2 separate regions of the Mus musculus genome follow, and region 2 is linked to region 1. Evidence: chromatin loops called from intact Hi-C (ENCODE). Cell type or tissue: left cerebral cortex. All regions are shown on one strand. Links, peaks and the distances in the headings refer to the core of each region. The heading gives the core; the rest is flanking DNA.

Region 1 (8,330 bases), core at 207-8,206:
TGCAAAAGGGTTTTATATAATAAAAGGTTTCAAGAAGAATCTTTGATGGTGTCCCTGGGTGATCTTATTTATTTATTTATTATTTATTTCTTTTACAAAGAAATCCATCAGTTTTAGGAACAGGCAGAACAACATGGCTAATACAAACTAAAAGTATAGGCTCCCTGTTCCCCACTAGGTTCCTGGTCAAGATGATCAGTGGAACAACCTAAAATTAGAGTTGGAATTTCCACAAGCAAATCCCACATGACAAAAGTTCTCTGGTTCCATAAACTTAATGTTTTTATTTCAAAGCTCTTCCTTTTTAATATGTTGTCAAAGGGGCAAAAGTTCTCTAAGTGCACATTCACACACACACACACACACACACACACACACACACACACACACACACAGAGTGAGGCCTTAGTTTTTCCACCTGGAAAACCGGGTTGTTAACCTCTATTTGAGGCTAGTCAGCCTCTGCCCTTTCCTGGAGAATAGGCTAATTTCTTTCCCCTGTGGACAGTGTGCTTAATCTCTGAGTGTGCCCCTTTCGAGCAACTATGACAACATACTGTGTTCTCTGATTTTGGCAGGCAGAGGAGCGATACGAATTAACATGTATTTATTACAGATAGGGCAGCCATGATAAACCAAAGAATTTCATCCCACTCTCTAGTTTGGGGGACCAAGGTGATTCCTGGGGTTATTTGCAGGGCATGGGTAACTCAAAGGCAGCTATATCACTAACCCACACCTTCTCCCAATAATGGGTGCATCTCTGGAGCTCCTTGCCCGACTTGCTGGCAGTTCTCCCAAAGGTCTTCTCTTCCAGTACCACCCGCTCCAGCAACTGCTCACCTAACCCTCCGGAGCTCTGTGAGTCTCCTTAGGTCCAAGCTTCCAGAGCTATGGTAGTTTGAATGAAGAAAGAAAGAAAGAAAGAAAGAAAGAAAGAAAGAAAGAAAGAAAGAAAGGAAGGAAGGAAGGAAGGAAGGAAGGAAGGAAGGAAGGAAGGAAGGAAGGAAGAAAGAAAGAGCCAATGGCCCCCATAGGCTAGGTACTTAGTCATTGGTTGGTAGACTGGGAAAGATTAGAAACTATGGCCCTGTTGAAGAAGGTGTAGCTTTATTGGAGGAGATGTACCTTCAGATTTTAAAAGCACACACTAGATGCAGTCTCTTTGGGCAAGCTTCCAGATTAAATGCCAAGAGTTGCCTTGGTCATGATGTCTCTTCACTGTGATGGGACACTGACTTGTTCTAAGAGAAGAGGCTTGCAAGCTCTTATGAGCCTTTCTTCTCCCCTCTAAGAGGGATATTTCAATTTAGGAGAAATTGCTACACACCATATGCCCACCTTCTCTATGGCTCTTACACAAGCCAAGAACCAGCCTTATAAATGATATCTTCTTAGTCAGAGTCATTAAGTGGTTTCCAAGAGCATTGACTGCCAAGAGACCAAATGTTAGTCTCAGGTTTCTCCCTGTGGTCACTGGAGGAAAAAAAAAAGCAATATTCACACAGCTTACATAAGACTAATCAAAATTCCAGACAGGGCTCCAGCCATTTTCCTCTCTCTAGCACAGCAGCCTGGAGCTAATGCAGGCTTTCCAGCATGGTCTAGCTCACCAGGAAACCCCAGAACCCAAGGATTAGCAGAAGTATAGGACCCCAGCACCCCTGTGCTAACCAGGGCAGGAGGGGGGCAGTGCAGGGATCTGCTTGGCCCAAGATTTAATGGTTCTTAGCCCTGGCTCCACGTTGGGATCTCCCAGGAGTTTCTAAGTACGGTATACACGTCCAGACTCTGTTTTCACTGGCCTGGGGTAAGGTCTGAATACAGACTTTAAACCTCTAAAGGACACTGGAGTTTGGAGCTTCTGAAGTGGGCTCAATTCTTCTCCTGACTGACACTTTTGCTTAGCATGCCTTCCTCAGACCCAAGAGAAAGTGGGGTGTCCCTGCCCTAGCTATATCCTAGGAGTTATAGAGCAAAGAAGTTCCTAGGCTAGCCCAAGCTCCAGAAAGCAGGGACTACATTTTTCTTGTAATTGTGTCTCCAGGATCCAGCCAACAGAATCAGATGTGTGTGAGAGAGGATGAGTCCCATAGTCTTCACCTAATGCGTCTAATGAGTGATCAAAATCTAAGAAGTGAGCTGCAGAGCAGTGGGGCTGTATCACTGGGGCTGGCACACCTCTCTCAGACCCTGCCTGGCTCCCCTGAATGACAATCCCCTCTGACCGCAATCCCAGGAGATTCATTGCCCAACGCAGTATCATTGATTCTGCCATCAGTAAGTCTCCAAACTCCTGTGGTGAAATGCCCTGTGAACACACATTACCCATCCAGCCTATACAGCTCAGGTGCAGTCAGAAGATCCATGTATTGTAGGGACTGTGGGTCTGCCTGCCATACAAGCTTCAACGAAGGCCAGACCTTTGCTTCAGCTACGGCAGGGATACTTTCTCCCTGACTATCCGGGACCACTGGGGAATAAACCCCAGCCTCAATGCAGCCCTACAGCCCTGCTCTACATCAGCCTCAATCTACTTCAAATCCCAACTCCTTCACTTTCCATTTGAGTGAGCCCTAAGTGTGTGAGCCCAAACCCAACCTCCACTGAAGGCTATAGAGAAAATGGAATGGCTGACCTGTGGCAAAGAGCTTTTAGCATAGGGCCCCTTACCAGAGATTTCCTTGGCCTTTTCTGCAACAGGCTTCCTAAAGGGAATTTACATAAAAACCTCAATCCTGAAAGTTCTGCTTCTACAAGAAGGCAAGGGAAGTTAGGTGGCTGCCTGCAGTCAGAACTCTGACATGGAAGCATCAGGAATTCAAGCCAGTCTGGGCTACATAACAAGATGCAGTCTGAAAAGAGAAGGGCTAGGTAGGGAAAAGATGACTGGGGCAGGAGAAAGGAGAAAATTAGAAAACAAGGGGGAAATTATTCCAATCATTTCACAGGCTCTCTCTTGTGCAAATCAAGTCTGCATGAAGGGGCTTAGCCCTCTGCCCTTTTTCTTTTGATTACCCGAGGAAGAAAAATTAACATCATTTAGGAACACGGGCCTGGGCCACTATGCCCTGAACTGGAATAGCTCCATTCCAGACTATGGTGCATGGTGTGTGTGTGTGTGTGTGTGTGTGTGTGTGTGTGTGTGTGTGTGTGTGTTTCTAAAGGGGGAAGGGCTCTCGCGGTTCTGTGAGGAAAGATGGTGTTGTTTTGTGTGTGTGTGTGTGTGTGTTTTTCTCTCTCCAGAGAGCTGCGAGGACACCCGTCCCGGCTGCAAACTGTCAGCGCCGGGCGCCGTTCCCGGTTTCAACGAGGCCGCTGCCCTCTGCGGCAGACGGCGATGCGCGCTCCCCGCACCAGAACCCGGCTGGCCCGGCAGCCCGCGCGCTCTGCCGGTGCAGCATGCGGGCGCTGTGACGTTCTCGAATAAATGCCGTGTAACTGTGTAGGCGAATTGAAGCTAAAAATAAGAACGGAAAATCTATCATTAAGGTATCATTGCGCCAGCGCAGCTATGTGAAGGCTCCCATGGTCCCAGGCGCCTGTGTTTGAAGCCCGCCTTCAGGCTTCTGGGATATTTGCTGAAAACTCCCACCAGTGGCTTGCCAGCCAGACCTTGGGGTTTATGGGGTGACACCGGTTATTATGGCAATGCTCAAAATGGAGCGGTCACCTCTTCCCACCCAAGTTCACCCCTTTTATTCTCGTGTCGCCGGCGAAGCCGCGAGGAATAGAGAAAAAAAAACAGACTCGAACGGTTATGAACAAACTAGTGCATCCCTTTTACTATCCACCTTCCTCCATCCACCTTGAATTAGAAAAATAAAGTAGGGAAAGAAGGTGAGAGAAAGCTGTAGGAGAGAAAAACGACAAATGGGGCCGACCCTAGGTCTAAGGTGCGCCGCGGCGGGGCGCAAAGAACACAAACTCCGAGGAGGCGAGCCTCCGGGGTGCCATTGGCTTGAACGAAAATTGATCTGATTTGGCTTAGAACACCCGAAGTAGAGAAGAGGAAAACAAGGAGGGAGGGGTAGGCGTGTATGTGTGCGTGTGCGTGCGTGTGTGTGTGTGTGTGTGTGTGTGTGTGTGTGTGTGTATGTGTGTGTTTGCGTGTGTGCGTGTGTTTGCGTGTGTGTGTCCGGGGAGGGGAGGAGGCGCCAAGGTGCAGCCTGCGTGCGGCTCTGCGCCTCGGCGGGGCTGCGTGCGTGTGTCCCTGTCCGCGCTGCTGAAACGGGCTCTTCGAGGGATTGGCGTCATATGACTCCGCCTGCTGCCCCCAGCCCTCGCGCAGACCGCCCTCCCCTCAGTTAGCTGAGGGAGGGTCGTGCAACATCCCCAGGGGCCCCCGCGGCTCTGCGGAGAGAAGAGGTTCCAGCCAGGAAGGGTCCAGCTAGGAGCGAGCACGGCGCCCGATCTCAAAGTGTAGATCTTGAAGGGGGCGGGGTGTGAGAGAGCGAGGGAGGGCGGGGGAGCGAGAGAGAGAGAGAGAGCGCGCGCGAGGGAGAGCGAGGGAGCGATTCAGAGAGCGCCAGAGAACGGCAGAGCGCGCACCGACGAGGGGCATTCGGATGCCTCTCTGAGATGTAAGTGCGTAGCAGTCTCTCAGGCCTTCTAGCATCATGCAGAAAGCCATCCGGCTTAACGATGGCCACGTCGTGACCCTGGGACTGCTGGCACAGAAGGACGGCACGCGCAAAGGCTACCTGAGCAAGAGGAGTGCGGACAACCCAAAATGGCAAACCAAGTGGTTTGCCCTGCTCCAGAACCTGCTTTTCTACTTCGAAAGCGACTCCAGCCCTCGGCCCTCGGGGCTCTACCTGCTCGAGGGAAGTATCTGTAAACGCGCGCCCTCCCCCAAGCGAGGGACCTCCTCCAAGGAGTCCGGCGAGAAACAGGTGAGGGAGCGCCGCGTCCCGACCTCCCGCGCCCCTGCTAAGGCCTTTGAGGGTTCAGGGCCTTCCATCCAGCTTTGGGGACAGAACTTTGACCCTCTCCTCTAAGAATTCAGGGCGTCTCAGCATCTTTCGCGGGAAGGACCGGCTGGACCAAATTGGGAGGGTGACCCTAGTGCGGGCAGAGGAGGCAGGGACTGCGGGTAGGGCGCCGCTACCAGCTGCGACCGCCCTTGGCAGGGTAAACCCCGTAGGAGTGGCGGGGGGGGGGTGTTGGTGGTGGCGGGGACAGGAAGCCTGAAACTTGGAGATAGAGATGAAGATGGGGTCCAAAGGACCTACTCGGGCAAGGAATTTCATCACCGTCCGACTTAAAATGGTGCCCCTAGCCCCATCCCAACCCCCACCCTCACCCCCATCCTTGATAGTCCCCATCTTCTGCCCGAAATGTGAAATTCCTTACACTTAGGCTTGGAAAGGGTGAGACAGACGTCGAAGCGTCGCGGTCCCCTGTCTCACGCAGCTAGGGGAGAATTATAATCTGCGCTAGCCTGGCCGAGTTAGGGAATTGGGGTGGGGGTGGGGGGCTGGGGAGTCGTTATTTTGTGTGATCTAGTGATGATGTGCTTCAGCTGGCTCTGGCCAGGCTAACAAACCCCAGGGTTTACAAACAAACGCTGAAATGCGCGGAGGCCAGGGCCAGGGCTGCTGCGAAGCAGTGGGACAAGTGGGTTCTTCTTTCCTCCCCCGCCCCTTGCGCCGCAGCGGCCGCTGCAGTCGCCGCGGTAGCGCTGCGCTCACTCGTTCATTCGCTTGTGGCGTTGTCCAAAAAGCAAGGCTAAAGGGCTAGGCCGCGATCTGCAGCGGGCCTAGACGTCAGAGACGCGCTAGTTTGCCATTGAAATGGGAGGGGCACGTGCAGCTTCTGGGTGGGAACCCTCAGGGAGAGAGATCTTTAAGCTTGATATCCCTCCCAAGGTATCTGGTCCCCTGACTTCTGGGAGGGAAGGAAAAATACATGACAGTGTATCCTAAAATGTCAGCTCTAGGAGAGGCCTGACATTCACAGGGCCCAGCCCCACCTGGCTATTTGCCCGGATGGAGACACTGAGGCCTAGAGAGGGAGAGGGGGAGGGGGGAGGAGAGAGAGAGATATTGATTGATTTTTTTTGCACAGCGTCATAGCAGGAGTCGACGTCGACGTAATGTTCTGAGAAGACAACCAACCAGGATCTCAAAAACATTCAGGCTGGTGGCAATTGAATTGACTGGGATGACAGCCACCCTTGAAGTCTCCTTCTCCATAATTAGGACAGAGATCGGTACTCTGTCCCTTCACCACTCTCTTCATACCTTGCCTTAGCTCCTTTAGTATTAGGTTTCTGGGGAGGGGGGAGCTTGGAAGTGGGGGCAGAAATTTGGGGGGTGACTCTTGAGAATGACTAGTCAGGTGACCAGGCAGAGGCTCCCTGATGGCAAGGAACAGCAGCTCCTTTAGCTTGTAGCCAAATGGAGCCTTACTGGGCTCAGCTAGACCACCCAGACCCAGACTGTCTGCCCTTCTGCCCACCCACTGTCTGCAGCCACAGCACACCTGTATCTACCAGTAGATTGCACCCCACAGGCTCAGCCAGGGCCCTCTGGTGCCCCAGCTCCCTACATCACAGTAGGATCTGAGCTCCTAGGTAGTAAGGAAGACGGAATAGGGGAGCCATGTTGATGCAGGTTCAAGGTCTCCCATTCTCTGAACTGACAAGATGGAGGCTGGAACCTGCCCCTCCCCCGCCCCAGCTAAATGGCTTCTTCCTGTGTGACGTCAGTTAACACACAGAAGTCCTCTGAGCCTGTTTTGTGTACAAAGGGGAAATGACACTGGATGGATGGATCCCCAGGTCCTTGAGAACACAAAACCAAATTTTGTGTAGGAAATGATGCCCACGATACAATTTAGTGGGCTTCTAACTAGATAGGATTATATCTATCTGCATATCAGGTCAATCCATTCTTGTCATTCTTCAGGCTGAGAAACTGAGGCCCATAGAAAGGGAGTTGCCCCATCAAAAATAAGACCTAGAATTGACTCAGGGTCTAAATTTGGCAAGATCAGCTGGTATCTGGTAGAACTTCATTTTCAAGGGGCTTCATTTTACTCAACTATGGGAACAGAGAGCAAGTCTGAGCTGGAAATCCCCCACCCTGGTAGCAGTGGCAAGGTTGAGGACTTGAACACATAGCAGATACATAGAAAATGCTTCTTGGTCTGGACGTGCTTGAAGTGTTGTGTGTTACTTCCATATTTCGTGTCCTGAGAACTAAGTGGGTGTTGGGCACTATGCCTAAGAAGCTGATGATCACAGATGCTGGGATTCTGGAGGACATAAATACAAACAGGGAGGCCCAGCATAACCTATAAAGACCTGGATTGCAAGGTGTTGTGAGAGCCCAGACTGCTATGACGTCATCTCACTCAGCTGTGCCCGGATTGATCTATGTTTAGAGCAAGGGCAGTATCCAGGGCTTTGTCTCACACTGGCTCTACCCGGGGACCCCAGGGTCTCCTGAAATGAGATTGGTGCATCGTGCCCCAACCCCCACTTAGCTGCTGCAGGGTACCTCCCTGGCCTGGGCTCTGTTTACTCAGCCCTGACGTCCTCTCTTCCCAGCCCTGAACAGTAACGTGACCTGAATCAGAGCATGGGTTCCACATGCCTAGAGATTGGTCCTGCGAGCCCCATTCTCTGCTTCTGAACAGACTCATGCATGGTAGTTTTCCCAAAGTACCTGACATAGTCTGTCTAATGCTGGCTTCTCAGTAAGAGATCTTGCCAAAGCAACCTCAGTTCAGCTTGTGCTCCCTCCAACCAGGAGAGGCCAAGGTGGATGGAAGGTGCCTTGTGATTCCCTTGAAAGAGGAAAAGGATTGAAGCAGACAGCAATACCAGTGGCTCAGAGCCTGATATAAGCTTAGGCTCCATGAGCTGAGAGCCCCTCCTCTTTTAGGCCGGGGTTATTACCTAACATTACTCACAGTCTTATCTATAGAGAACATTTCTGATTGGCCCGGTGGATCGATCTCCACCACAGCCTGGAGACTGGGTGTGCTCCGGTTTCACAGGTGAGGAGACAGACTCCTCAATGGCCACCCTGTCCTAGCAGCAAATATGAGACTCTGCCCTCTGACCTCCCCTCTCTGCAGCTCTGCCAGCCTCACCACCCTCCAGAGCTGAAACCTAGTCAACTCCTCCCTAAGCCAGGAAAATGCACATAGGAAAAGGATGCTGCTCTGATGGCAATGCCCTTCACACACAGCTTCCTGGGATCTAAGCAAAGCAAGGGGTGAAGGGCAGGAAAGCAGCAGCTCCAACTTAAGAAGGATGTGTCCCTGCAAGAAGCTGGCGAAGCTAAGATAGAATGCCAGCATGTGTGATCACTGGCTCT
Region 2 (8,330 bases), core at 206-8,205, 68 kb before region 1:
CCAAGAGAGGTAAGCCAACTACCAGCCCTATAGAGTGTCAAGAGAATACACTGTCTCTGCCTCAAAGCAGAGGAGATGCCCAGTTTAGGAGCCCACGATGATGGCCAAAGAAGATGGGGTACCCCAGATCATAGTAAATAAGCTCAGAGACAATGTTTTCCTGGAAGATAGACTCAAAGGCAACCCAAAGTGTATCAGGCCTTTGAATGGGTCCATGTGGACTGAGGTCTAGGATCTGAGGCCAAGGTGATACTAGGAAAAACCTTAGCAACTAGCAAGTTCTACAGGACCTGGAAATACAGCCAGTAAGAACACACAGGCCTCTTCAACAACCTGGGAGAGGGGAGGCAGTTTGTGTTTGGTTGGACCCTGTGGTTTTTAGGCTTCTGGTGGTAAAATTTCACCTCACAGTAAGAAGTGTATGGCAGAGACAATTTGTTCTCTTTACAGGAGCAAAGGAGAGAATGGCTGAAATCCTTTGAACTCTTCAAGATCCTGTTCTCAATGTCTACAAGGGTTCTACCAAGCCCCACCTCTTAAAGCTTCCACCAGAAGCTGAAGGCCAAGCCTTTGACACAAGGGCCTTTGGAGAATGCTTCTCTAAGCCAAAGCAGTGACTTACTTCAACTCAGACCATTTATCAGTGACACAACCTAGGTTCACACTCACTTGACTCCATTTAAAAGGACAAGTACTGACTCAAGGGAACTCTAGAGACCCTGATGGGAAGAGGTGAGGGCCCTCTGGTCTCCAGGGCCCCTGGAATGGATTGATATTGGCTAGATATCCCTCGGGTTCAAAGTGAGATACTGTTTCCAGGCAAGAAGCAGAGCCTTTTCTGGTAATTATATATTCTCTGGAGTGGTTTGGGGTTGACAAGCCTGGGCTTCTCCATCACAGAGTATCTTTCCCCAAAGATATTATGGCCATGTCTGAGGCTCCATGGGAGTCTGTACTGAGCCTGGCTTGCACAAGACAGGTCAATACAGAGTCATAGCATCAACCTATCTTCCTTGCATGGAGGACAACCAAAGGAAGTTATTGCACAGCACTGATGAATGTACATGGATGAGATCACATGTACAGGAAGTGTCATGAGAGGAGATATACAGTCCCATCTATGATATGCAAAGAACACAGAGGAGCAATGACCCTCAGAGGGCGTGTGGAAATACAGACTAATCACTAAGCACAAGTGTCCAGAGCTGATAAACTCACTTTAAACATGATCCAGGTTAGGACATGGAGTTCCCACAAGTGGGATTAAAGAGCAACCTTTACAAAGTTTGAAACTGTATCTCCAATTCCAAAATAATCCATGCTATTTACTTCATTATTGGTGTGTGTGTGTGTGTGTGTGTGTGTGTGTGCGTGTGCGTGTATTATATATGAGTGTGTGCTGTGGGCACACATGCCCATACACAGAAGCAGAGGCCAGAGGACACTGAGTCTCCTGCTCTCTCCCTCTCTGCCTTACTCCTTGAAAAAGAACCTATCACTACACCAGGAGGCCAGCAAGCCCAGGAGGCCAGCAAGCCCAGGAGGCCAGCAAGCCCAGGCAATCCTCCTGTTTCTGCTTCCCTGTGACACTGGGATTACAAGCACATGGATATGACTGTAATGAACTTCTTAAATGCTAGGGGGCTCAAACTCAGATCTGAACTGAAACAGTCCCGAATATTGGGTTAATCTTACTGATTCTTTGATAATTTCATACAATATGTTATCATATGTATCCCCTTCCCTCCCCTTAACTCCTCCAAGATAAGCTGTACTACTCCTGTTCTTATGGTGATGGGGCTATCCTCTAGAATGCGGCTGACCTAGCCAGTCGCCACACACTTTAGAAGAAACTGATTCTCCCTTCCCCAGATGCCATCAACCGTCAATAGCTCCTCAGATATGGAGGCGCCTCACTCCAGGCTTCAGTGTTGACTAGACTGGCCTTGTGCTTTGAGTTAGTTTATGTGTCCATTGGTCTTGTCATGTCGAGAAGATACTATTTTGCTCCAGTCTTCTTAGCTCTCTGGTCCTTACAATCTTCCCAGCATTACTTCTGAGCCTATCCTTGAGCCTCTGTTGGGAGTCTGGTGTAAACTGCACATATTTGGCTGAGTTCCCCAAAGACTCATATATAGTCTATACTTTGAACAGCTGTGAGTTTCTCTATTAACCAATATCTGCTGCACAAAGAAATTTCTCTGATGAGGTTGAGGGGCCACACTAATCCATAGGTGGAAGGATACAAATTTAAAGAATAGTTTGATATTGTGTCCATTTAGTAGGATAACAAGTTCAAACTTGAGGGCTGTGAGCTCACAACCATGGATTCTTGACTAGATTTACAGTCCCACTTATACATTTCTTCTTGTGGAATAGGACTGAAATCTAATAAAAAACTGACTAGTTGTTCCTAAAACATTCATGCCAATATTACACCTATGGGCAAACCTTCCCTATCAATCACCATTGGAGTTTACAAGTGTCACAGCTGGGTAAGACTCTTAAGGAGCTTTTTCCAGCAACAGCCTACAAAACACCTTCTGATACTATGAGAGATGACCAGTAGGAAGGAGGCTGCCTGGTCAACATCAACTTGATTTCTGTATTTCCTGTGATCAATGTGTGTTGTCTTTAGCAATCAGGTCTCCTCATCAAGTTCTGATGGGTGATCAAGAGCAATGGCAATAGCCTATATTGCTTGGGGCAGAGGCTCTGGGACACCTCTGAGTAACAGGGGGAGGGGATAAGCCACATCTGGTACTGGGCTTTTTATTTGGAACCTATGGCTCCTGTGAGGAGCATAATGTGTGTGTGTGTGTGTGTGTGTGTGTGTGTGTGTGTGTGTGTGTGTGTGTGTTATAAAATTGTAGGTCCATGTAACTTCTAAAAAATTCCTTAGTGTTAATTATCCCTCCCTACCCCCTTCTTTGCTCCAGCCTTCCAACCCTCACCCACTAAATCTCCGTCCTTATTAGTCCCCCTTGCTTTCCCCTCTTGTCACCTGTGTTCTGCTGTGCCACTTTTAATATCTTTCATCCTCCTGTCGCCAATGGTCTTGTTTTAATTTCCTGTAGTCCACAGGTCCTCCAAGTAATACACAGATCTAAAGATCTATTTGCTTTTTAAAAGTATTTTGAAATATAAAATGCACAAAACATCACTCACTCAAATCAAAATGAAGCTAATTTTGTTAATTCTGACCACTTAGTTCATTCTGTAAAAAGGCAATTCTCCACTCATCTCGCTAATGTCTTTCGCTGGAAATAACAACTATTAGTTTCCAGGTCCCTCCTAGACCTCTCTCTGTGATTAAGTAGACCCATGTTGGCATGCTCAATGGGTAACTATGGTCAAAGGCATTGTAATAACTATTTGGGTGTCTTCTTTATGCAAGAAAGAATAAACCAGGCATGGTGGCACATGCCTATAATCTGAGATGCTGGGGCAGAAGACCCTCAAGGCCATCCTGGGGTAAAGTGTGATACTTTGTCTCCAACAAGCAAAACTAAACAAACAGATAGAGTAACATATACCAAATAAGGCAAGGAAACAAAGAGAACAGTCTAAAATACCAATGTAATGAGAGAATACCATATTGACCAAGGGGTCTACTAAACTGACTGACAGCTCATGGCCAGGTCCAGGGGTAGCCAGGATTGTAGGGAGCCACTGTGACTCAGTGTAGCTGCTGACCTGGGCAAACAGGAGAGCACAAAGCAGGAAAAGCTGAGAGCCCATCAGGGGATGGGTGCTCATCAGTGTGGCATTAGCACCTGCCTCTGGGAAGCTCCCAGAGGTACTCTTGAATCAAGCTGACAGTTCTAGCCACATCTGAGCAGCCTGACAGTCGAGCCACTGCCTGTTGGAAGACACACCCAGGTCAGCAGACCCTGTCCCTTCCCTGACACGTATGAGTCATACTGATAGAGTAACAACAACTCAGCAGGAACATCTGGGAATGGGCAGCATGCCATTTAATCCCCTCACAGTTTGCCTGGCAGGGGCACTATGATTGGTCCCATTTCCCAAAGGTACAACTGAGGCTCAAGGAAGTGAAGTCACCTGCCCACTTTCTGTCCCACTCTCTGGCAGTCAGAAGGTACCACGTGCTCTTTTGGTGTTTCCACAGGGAAGTAATTTCTCCCTATTTTCCAGATAAAGTAACTGAGACCCAAAGCGGTCCTGAATCTGCATCTGTTGGCGCAGAGCAGCCTTACTCCTCCTCTCTGGGGCCCAACTTGGAGGTGGTGCTGCAGAAATACAGAGAAGGGCAGGTTGCATAACATGGCTGTTCTCCTCCAAAAGCTGCAAACACCCACTTTCCCCATTCACGAATCTGGGCAATGAGTGGTGGGAGTCAGGGGAGGATATATTAAAAAAAAAATTGTCTCCTTCAGTCAGGGAATTTCACAGTATAATTATATAGTGAGGACATCAAATTAGCAGAATGAGGGACTGTCAGAGGCAGCAGCGAAGCACCACTGTTGTCCCCAGATTCACAACCACTCACAGCACAGCCTCCTGAGTAGGCTCGGGAACTCTCCTCTCTTAGATCCTAAATGCACGCTAGCGATGGGAGGAACTCTCAGCTGGAGGAGTTCTCAGCAGCCATTGATTTCCCAACCCCCTCATGTCACACTTGAAAAATAACATCCCCAGAGGGCTGGACAGCCAAGTCCAGCCCCACCCAAGCTCTCAGAAGTCTAGTGGGAGAAGCACTCCCCTTGGGCTTTTGGAGTCCAAAATAAATGCACATAGAGCTCTCTGCATCGTTACCATGGTTATAGATAACAAGGGCCGTGGCAAAGCACAGCAAATTAGTTAATGATGAGAGAGAAACTTCCAGCAGTGACACATTCTGCTTGAGCGAATGGCTTGCCTTATTCAGTGGCAAGCAGGTTTCTGGTGCCAAGGCGAGCTCTGGTAGTGAGAGGAGATAATAATATGGGGGAGAGTATGCAAAACAGGCTAACCACACAGCCTGTTTCTGTCCCTCCTCATGCTTTCTGCCAACCAAAAACAGAGTTCAAGCAATGCAACGGTCTCACAATCCCTTGAGACCTTATGTTCTGGGCCAGCAGAGAGGACAGGAAGATAAAGAGACAGCCCCTGGCCCTTGGACAGATTGTGTGATCTCATCTGAGTGGTCAAAGTAGGAACTGGATCAGACCAAACACGGAAGTGCCCCCATGGAGCCTCACTCAATGGCTGGACAACTTTGCTCGATGTCGTCAAGTCGCTAGGCACCTCGCTTCAGTCTGACCGTGGTAGTGATCTGAAAAGGGAGCTATGATTATTCTGTGTCCTGTAGCCATCTTCTTTACACTGTATCTGTGGTTCCTCTTTCCTCATCAAGAGAGTCTGTGTCCCTTCATTCGAACCAACAGCGCTTGTCCTTCTCAGTTGTTGTGACCAATGAGATGTGGAGCTGACAAAGCCACAAGTACTAAAGTCCTGACCCACTCCCAGAAAAGGTCAGTGTGGTGACCATTAACCTATAAAGTAAAACTGAATACACAGGCATACTTTTTTTTTTTCAGTTCTGCCTCAGTCCCAGTTGTTGGAGAAGCAGATGTTGTTGGGGGAGTTGAGGATCTCTTCAAAACCATTCTGTGCCTATGCTGCAATAAAGGTCTATCAGGGTTTTATTGTTTTTTTTTTTTTTAAGGCAGTGGGAATAAGCCAGTGTCCAGGGTTGCAGTGGGGATCATGAGGTTGTGCTGTCCCCAAAGAACACATGGGAGATCTAAGGCAGTGTGGAGACAGTGTGAGTGCTATGAGGTTGAGGAACTGCTGCAAAACCCCTCGGGGAGCTAACAAGGAATGTCTTCAAGGAGCAACCTAGAGGAGAACAGCTTTATCCAAAAGCAGTAGTGAGGGATCAACAGTAGCTGCTGTGCTTGGAGAGGCTGCAAGATGCTTCTCTCAGGCAAGCCACAAATGCCCCCTCAGTCTTGCCTGCCTTGATCTACAACCTCCCACAAGAGGAGTCATCCCTCACTCCATCACTCTCCTCTGCTCCGTGCATTTTTTTAAATTTTTATTTTATTTTTATTTTTATGTGTATTAGTGTTTGCCTGTGTGTATGTCTGTACATTACGTATGTTCAGTGCTTACCAAGGCCAGAAGAGGGCATTGGCTCTCCCGGTATTGGACTTACATACTGTTGGGAGATACCTTGTGGTTGCTGGGAATTGGATGAGGGTCCTCTGGAAGAAAAACCAGTGCTCCTAACTTCTGAAACATCTCTGTGTCCCCTCCTGCTCTGCACACTATAATTGTACTACCACTCACTGGTTTTATTTTTTCCATCTCTTACTACCACAAGGTTGCAGAAATATAAGTCTGTTTTGCTCACCGCCCTACCCCTAGCACATTAAACGGTGCCTGACACTCAAAAAAGTACTATGTGATAGAGAACATTACAAAAAAATCCTATAAACAATCAAAGTTCCCAGCCCCATCTGATACAGCTACAACTCAAGTCCTGTGCCTAAGATTCAGGGATCATAAAGGAAAGGGGATGGGAAAATTGTAAGAGCCAGAGGGACAGAAGTTTGCTGTGAGATTGTCTCCTAGGGATGTCAGAGAAGCCACACCCAGGAAGTCTCATCAACAGGACCATCTAAACAAGACCTGAACACAGATGACATCAACAGCATGATGACATGTCATTGGATCTCAACCCTAGACCAAGAACTACAGGCAGCTAAGACATGCTGAGAACAGGAGAGCAAGTTTTTCTCAGGGAAGAGGCCCTGGATTGGATTGTATACATACAAGTAACATTACATAGACTGAAAAGAAGGTTCTAGTTATACATTTGGTAATATGCATATGCACATACACACCACACACACATACATACACACATCAACAATTAAAAAAATAGAAACTATGAATTTGAGTGGGTGGTATCCAAAAAGTGTTGGAGGAAGGAAAAGGAAGGAGAAATTTATATGATTATATTTTAATTTCAAAAACTACAGATGCTGGGTGGTGGTGGCTCACACCTTTAATCCCAGCCCTTGGGAGGCAGAGGCAGGTGGATTTCAGCCTGGCCTACAAAGTGAGTTCCAGGACAGAACTCACAGAAAAAGAAATACTGTGGAATTCGATGGTCAGGCATTATGGCATTACATATGCAGTCCCAGAATTTAGGAGGCTGATGCAGAAGGCTATGAGGTCAAACCTGATTGGGGCTACACGGCAGGAATGTTTTAAAAGAGAGAGAGAGAAGTACCTATGGAATGAATGAATGAGTGAGTGAATGAATGAATGAATGAATGAAATAAGAATCATGTCTTTGTAGGTCCTCATAAGTCACTTTTAAATTGTGTAAGCTCTGTGTTAGGAGTTAAGTATCTGTTATCTTCAAGGACTCATACGGTGACGATTTAACCTGCCATATGGTAGTGTGGGAAACAACTAGAATTAGATGAGATGATGAGGGTGGGTAGAGATCTATAAAGAAAAGGCCAGGCAGCTTGATGTTGCCCCAAAAGCATTTAGAGGAGCAACCACATGAGTGCAAGGAGAAGGTAGCTATCTGTGAGCTGGGAGAGTCCTGAGAAGCCCGAAGGGCCAGCATCTTCACTGGACTTTCCAACCACCAGAATACGGAGAAAACAGCTGGCTGTTGTTTAAGCTGCTGATGTATGGAATACACTCATCATAGCAGCTGGAAAAAAGCAAGGCGCCCCATGGCCACCTTTAGTTCACACAGAGAAGCTCCACAAATTTTGAGATCCCAGAAACTGGCTCACACTAGCAGGTCTTATTCCCCATAGCTACTCCAATAGCTACAAGATGTGGGGCCACCTTTTGGATGACTGTTACTAATGTACCAGGAGCCAGGAAATTGCCTAGTTGTTGCTGGTGGTAGGGAGTAATTACATAGAAAGGAATAAGACAATATAGTCAGCTAAACACCTCTGATTTCCTGCCCATTTGAGGTTCCTGCTTTGGAAGAACCCAGACATTCTCAGACAGTGGCTAATGATGGGAAAGTGGACTGGCCCTGGGGGCTAAACAAATCAGCGCTCTGGGGCAGTTTTCCCTACTTGTTGCTATAGCAACAGACTCCAGCTGCAGGTGCCCACCTGTCACCAGTATCAAGGCCAGACTCTGATTGCATCTGAACAGGACTGTTAGTACGGGAACAGAGAAAACAAACACAGAAAGGTCTCATGTGGCTTGAGGAATCGTGGGTCACAGTAATTGAGTCCATGATGTGGGTCTGTTGAGATTCACGCTGATGCCTCTATCCCTGGGTATTATGCAAAGCCCCAAGGCTGCCCTCTTCCAACAGCAGAGCAGCCACAAAT

Evidence for each region. Peaks named below come from ENCODE experiments on the same cell type or tissue, not always from the same donor. Only the 100,000 strongest peaks of a DNase experiment are listed, where the experiment ranks them.
Region 2: a loop joins it to region 1, with 4 times the contacts of the local background. A loop is called at or near these places in 3 of 42 quality-filtered maps.

Annotation. Positions count from the first base shown.
Region 1 is chr9:89,905,379-89,913,708 of GRCm38, forward strand. Rasgrf1 (RAS protein-specific guanine nucleotide-releasing factor 1) reads left to right here and starts at 4,397. Exons shown (of 27, transcript NM_011245.2): 1 at 4,397-4,895. The coding sequence starts at 4,620. In left cerebral cortex, for the core only: no CTCF peak of the experiment used is centred there; DNase peaks (open chromatin) are centred at 3,468, 4,258, 4,408, 5,680 and 2 more places; H3K4me3 peaks cover 3,467 bases; H3K27ac peaks cover 2,415 bases.
Region 2 is chr9:89,837,698-89,846,027 of GRCm38, forward strand. All of the region lies in intron 3 of 4930524O08Rik (RIKEN cDNA 4930524O08 gene), which reads left to right. Among named protein-coding and RNA genes, the nearest start is that of 4930524O08Rik, 15 kb to the left of the region's middle. In left cerebral cortex, for the core only: no CTCF peak of the experiment used is centred there; DNase peaks (open chromatin) are centred at 4,362 and 7,465; H3K27ac peaks cover 1,026 bases.